2 separate regions of the Homo sapiens genome follow, and region 1 is linked to region 2. The links are chromatin loops, found by intact Hi-C in ENCODE. Cell type or tissue: Panc1. All regions are shown on one strand. Each heading gives the region's core, and the rest is flanking DNA. Links, peaks and the distances in the headings are about the cores only.

Region 1 (2,925 bases), core at 268-2,767, 210 kb after region 2:
TAGAAATCTTGGTCCAGAGTGCCTTCCCCGATGATGGTATTTGAACATACTCTTAGATTCAGACACTGAGGGTAAGAACTTTCCAGGGAAAGGGAATAATGGGGCAAGAAGGGGAGTGCCTAAAATATCCCACAGTTCCAGTGGTTTTGGAGAGAAAGAAAGGGTTAGAGAGTAGAAGGGAATGAGCCAAGATTCAGATCATATTGGTCCCATGATCCAACTGCTTCTCACTCTGAGTGAGATGAGAAGCCATTGGAGGGCATTGATCAGAAAGGCGATTTGATTTGACTTGCTAATAAAAACAATCATGCTTGTTACGTATAGCATACGTATATATATGTATGTTAACATATGTAAAATACAAAATATATATTTTATATATATATATATAGCAGCAGAGAATATATATAAAAGCAGAGACACAAATGTGGGACTTTTATAATACAGGGAAAAGACTATTGTATCATTCTTATGGAAGAACATTTAATATGTCTAACATATGGAAAAAAAGAGGTTAGAAATAAAGGCTGAATGGCTCAGAGAATAAAAACTGGCTGCATTATAGTACACAAAGTAGACTAAATCCAAAGTGGGAAATTTATACAGAGAAGCTGAACCTAGGGTTTCTAACTTGTTGGGCAAGAAAAAAAATTGAGATTTTATTTTTTAATATAAGAACTCTGATATGAACATTTGAAAATGATTCAATGTTAATGTTGAAAGATATGTAGTCATAACTGCTCACCAAGTAGAGAAAAATGCAAATTTCAGGTGCATAAAATGTTCCTTTAGAATGAATGTGGAAGAGAAAGTTATTAGGAGATATAGAACACCATTAATCACTTCTTGTCTTCTGAATCCTCCAAACTGTTTCAACCTCTGCCTACTACCCAGTCCCAAAGCTGCTTCCATATTTTCAGGTATATTTATATCAATGCTCCACTTCTCTGGTACCAATTAGTTTACAGTTCCACAGGCTGTACAGGAAGCATGGCTGGGGAACTTACAATTATGTTGGAAGGTCAAGGGGAAGCCAGGACATCCTACATGACTGCAGCAGGAGGTGGGGGGGGAGGGGGGAGGGAGAGAGAGAGAGAGAGAGAGAGAGAGAGAGAGAGAGAGAGAGGATGGGCAAGTAAAGGGGGAGGTGGTACACACTTTTAAACAACTAGATTTCATGAGGACTCACTCACTATTACAGAACAGCAAGTTCACTTGCATGATCCAATCACCTTCTAAAAGGACCCTCCTCCAACCAACATTGAGGATTACAATCCGACATGAAATTTGGTTGGGGACACAAAGCCAAACAATATCACCTGCCCAATAATACCTCTGTATATTGTATAAGATTCTAAATATATCAAAGATAGCAAACATATTTTTAGATTCCTTTTATGCCATCTAGACCAATTATACAGTGTTCAATATGAATCTAAACTCAATGACTCTTTGTATTAGTTTTACGTGGTTGCTACAACAAATTGTCATTAATTTGGTAGCATAAAATAACAATAATTTATTCTGGAGGCCAGGCGTCCAAAATCAGTGTCACTAGACTGAAATGAAGATATTGGCAGATTCCAGCTCCCTCTGGAGGTTCTAGGGAAGAATGTATTTCTCATCTTTTCCACATCTTTTGAACGTGGAAGAATGTATTTCTCATCTTTTCCACATCTTTTGAACGTGGCTGCATCATCCTAATTGCTGCTTCCATGGAGGCATTGTTTTCTCCTCTTATGTATAGTGAAATCTCCCCCTGCCTCTCTCTTATAAATATGCATTTGAGGATCACATTTAGGGCCCCTCCTGATAATCCGGGATAATCTCCTCATTTCAAGACCCTTAATTTAAATAATCACATCTGTAAAGTCTTTTTTTTTCTTTTTTCTTTTTTTTGCCATGTAAGTTAACGTATTTACAGGTTCATGGATTAGCACATGGGCATCCTTTAGAGGGTGCTGCACATAAAATGTTTTCAAAGTTACAAGACAATTACAACTGCACACTAGAAAATAGAGAAATAATCACTCATTTTTATAGCTCTAAATAGGAAGTAATTTTTTTCTACTCATTAATACGTGTCTAGAAGTATTTTTAAGGCCATACACATATTTCGATAAAAGAGAATACCACACAATCTGAAATAGAAAGCAGAAGTACTTTCTTAATAGCTACTGAGATTTGCGGTATGCTTTTATAGAAACTTGAAACAAAAATTTACTGGAATGTACAAAATATTTATTTTTGTAAACCTCCATATAATTTGAAATGCTGGTTAAAAGAATCAAAATTGTTCATTTTTTTCCTTTTTATAGGTCAAAAAATAAGCAACACATTTTTCTTGCATGTATTTTGGTAGAACACTGCTGTGACAGATAGAAAAAAGAAAAGAAAACAGAATAATTTATAGATTTTTAGTGGTTTACAACCTTTAGATTAGGGAATCTAACAAACACTGGTCTCTTCAATACCTGTATTTAGGATTTAGTTACCTTTTACATCTACTTAGTGTAGAAACTAAGGAATAAATGACGGCAAAAACATCTTTATAGACTAAGGAACTTTTTTCTTCCTTCCCTTTCTAGAAACACAGGTCATACACACATATGTGTTTCTAAATCTGATTGTTAAAAACACAAATTAGAATTAATGGTTTAGTTTACCCTGATAACTTATTTTTAAATTCCCTATGTAGTTTTTCACACATCAATTTCAGACAACTCTCTTAAGCTATTTCTGGCTTCTTTAAATTTCCTAATTCACAAGAAATAAACTTTTCTATTTGTTATTTCCTCTGCTTGAGAGGTCAGAATTTAATCTCTTTTACTATGAACAAAAATTAACTAAATGATGTGTGTCCAGATCTTTGCAATTTAAGTGACAGCTACTGGAATCAGCTGATGTACCACCTTCCTTTGGCAG
Region 2 (2,925 bases), core at 222-2,721:
AGTCAGGCATCTCTTCTGCAGGTCTGCTGGAGTTTCCTGGAGGTCCAATCCAGACCGTGTTTGCCTGGGTATCACCAGCGGAGGCTGCAGAACAGCAAAGATTGCTGCCTGCTCCTTCCTCTGGAAGCTTTGTCCCAGAGAGGCACTCTCCAGATGCCAGCTGGAGTTCTCCTATAGGAGGTGTCTGTTGACCCCTGCTGGGAGATGTCTCCCCGTCAGGAAGCACAGGGGTCAGGGACACACTTGAGGAGGCAGTCTGTCCCTTAGCAGAGCTTGAGTGCTGTGCTGAGAGATCCTCTGCTCTCTTCAGAGCTGGCAGGCAGGAATGTTTAAGTCAGCTGAAGCTGTGCCCACAGCCACCCCTTCCCCCAGGTCCTCTGTCCCAGGCAGATGGCAGTTTTATCTATAAGCTCCTGACTGGGGCTGCTGCCTTTTTTTCAGAGATGCCCTGCCCAGAGAGGAGGAATCTAGAGAGGCTGTCTGGCTACAGTGGGTTTGCGGTGCGGTGGTTGGCTCTGCCCAGTCTGAACTTCCCAGAGGCTTTGTTTACACTGTGAGGGGAAAACCGCCTACTCAAGCCTCAGTAATGGTGGACGCCCCTCCCCCCAGGCTTGAGTGTCCCAGCTGGACTTCAGACTGCTGTGCTAGCAGCGAGAATTTCAAGCCAGTGGGTCTTAGCTTGTTGGGCTCTGTGGGGGTGGGATCCACTGAGGAAGACCACTTGGCTCCCTGGCTTCAGCCCCCTTTCCAGGGGAGTGGAGGGTTCTGTCTTTCTGGCGTTCCGGGTTCCACTGGGGTACAAAAGAAATTCCTGCAGCTAGCTCGGTGTCTGCCCAAATGGCTGCCCAGTTTTGTGCTTGAAACCCAGGGCCCTGGTGGTGTCAGCACCCAAGGGAATCTCCTGGTCTGTGGGTTATGAAGACCATGGGAAAAGTGTAGTATCTGGGCCGGATAGCTCCATCCCTCACGGCACAGTCCCTCACGGCTTCCCCTGGCTAGGGGAGGGAGTTCCCCTACCCCTTGTGCTTCCCAGGTGAGGCAACGTTCCACCCTGTTTTGGCTCACCCTCTGTGGGCTGCACCCACTGTCTAACCAGTCCCAGTGAGATGAGCTGGGTACCTCAGTTGGATATGCAGAAATCACCTGCCTTCTGCATTGGTCTTGCTGGGAGCTGCAGACTGGAGCTGTTCCTATTCAGCCATATTACCTGTGAGTCCTACTATCTTATTTTTAAAATACAGTTTTTCTTGTTTATTTTACTAGAGAACTTACTAGCAAAGCAATCCACTGCTTTACTCTTGGTAACTTTCGTTCTGGTCTAACTTGGGAAACTGTGGCCATGACACAGGAAATTTTACAAGTAACTGCATGATCTCAGATATTACATCACTATGTCATATTCTTCCTCTGAAGCACAATGGATTATGGCTTCTTTAAAACTCTAAAACAGTCTGGGGAAAATATTGGAAAATATAATAGTCCCATGCCTACACTTCTCTTTTAAAGCCCAGGCTTTAAGTATGACGAGGCATAAGTAAAATAATGAGTTTTTCCATTTTTGCCTTTCCTCCCCGTCCCCCAACCTACCTTCAAACTTTCATCATCTGTGCTTGTTCCTGACTTCCTGGCCACCTATGGTGCTCTCCTGCCAGATTGTCTTCCTCCATGTTGGCCACAAGGTGGCGCTCTCAACGCTCATCTATATATATTCCACTATCACTGAGACCCTCACTACAATGAACCCCCTGTGAATGTGATTCTGTCTCTCCCAAGCGTTCTGAGGTTGTTTAGACAGTGTTAACAGGACTAATCTGATAAGTGAATTTTCATATTGGAGAAAGACTAAGAAAATGTTCAAGGACTTACTTTCTCAGTGTTACAGTCATTGTTTTCTGACTCAAGAGTTCTTTGCTTAGAGGAAAGTGACTCCGATGTTGAATTACATTACATATATTCTTGCATACTACATGTGTTCATGAAGCTATCCCTGATTTTGATAGGGGATTTGGCGATAAATTTCAAAGTAAAGTAGGGTTTCTACTTCTCGCTTATCTTTGTCCTAAACACATTTTCTTGCTCTCCAGACATCTTGAAATTTGAATATATAAACAAAGTGTAGGTAGAAGGGGTATTATGTGATAGAAAGTGGCTGCCTTTGAAATCAAAACATGTTTGAGTCCCTACTCAGTCACTTACTATATGGGTGATCTTGGTTGATTCTTTTAAAGTCTGTTATCTTAAACTGTATTATCTCAAATGGAGGTCATAATGCTTTATCTCTTTTGTAGGTTCTTTATCTCTTTTTTGTGTCTCTTTATGTCTTTTGTAGGCTCATTGCAAATCTTAAATGATCCATTTTATACAAAAATGTGTAACGTGTATTCTTTTATTCAACAAATACTTACAGATTGCCAATATCTGCCTTTTACTCTGTGCCAAAAAAGAAAGTTATTGATCTTATAATTTTATCTTCAAATTTCACAATTTTTCTCCTGGCTTCAATTACCTGGAAATATTATTATTACCAGGAAAGAGTATGTAATATCATATGACATACTGATATGGTCCATGCATGTTATTCAATGATGAAATATCTTCATTATCTTCGTGATACACCCTTTTTTTCCTTTGTGGTTGAACTGTTCTCTCCATATGATATAATCCTCATAGAATCTACAGGAAAACAGTCTCTGATTCCCTACGTCAACATCACTTTGTGCACACTGTATTGAATTGTGAATGTCTGCTCTATACATGTGTTTCTCTTAACAGACTTAGGGCAGTGACTACTAGACATTATTCACTTTTGCATCCTCCTCACTTAGCATAGTAACGTCAAAGTAATTGTTTTCAGAAAGTTGGTTCAGGACTCATTAATGGATAATTTCAATGAGTCATTAAGTATGGCCACTAAGCTTCCAACAG

What was found. A loop is a pair of places that touch in the nucleus more often than their neighbours do. Peaks named below come from ENCODE experiments on the same cell type or tissue, not always from the same donor. Only the 100,000 strongest peaks of a DNase experiment are listed, where the experiment ranks them.
Region 1: a loop joins it to region 2, with 2.7 times the contacts of the local background. A loop is called at or near these places in 24 of 110 quality-filtered maps.

The regions. Positions count from the first base shown.
Region 1 is chr7:79,805,198-79,808,122 of GRCh38, reverse strand. The region is part of intron 2 of LOC105375371 (a long non-coding RNA gene); the gene reads right to left. Among named protein-coding and RNA genes, the nearest start is that of GNAI1, 330 kb to the left of the region's middle. In Panc1, for the core only: CTCF peaks have their summits at 1,379 and 1,581 (motif pointing left); a DNase peak (open chromatin) is centred at 1,651.
Region 2 is chr7:80,018,115-80,021,039 of GRCh38, reverse strand. No RefSeq gene overlaps it. Among named protein-coding and RNA genes, the nearest start is that of GNAI1, 120 kb to the left of the region's middle. RefSeq lists an enhancer at 769-1,274. In Panc1, for the core only: CTCF peaks have their summits at 1,418 and 1,667 (motif pointing right); a DNase peak (open chromatin) is centred at 1,679; H3K27ac peaks cover 1,595 bases.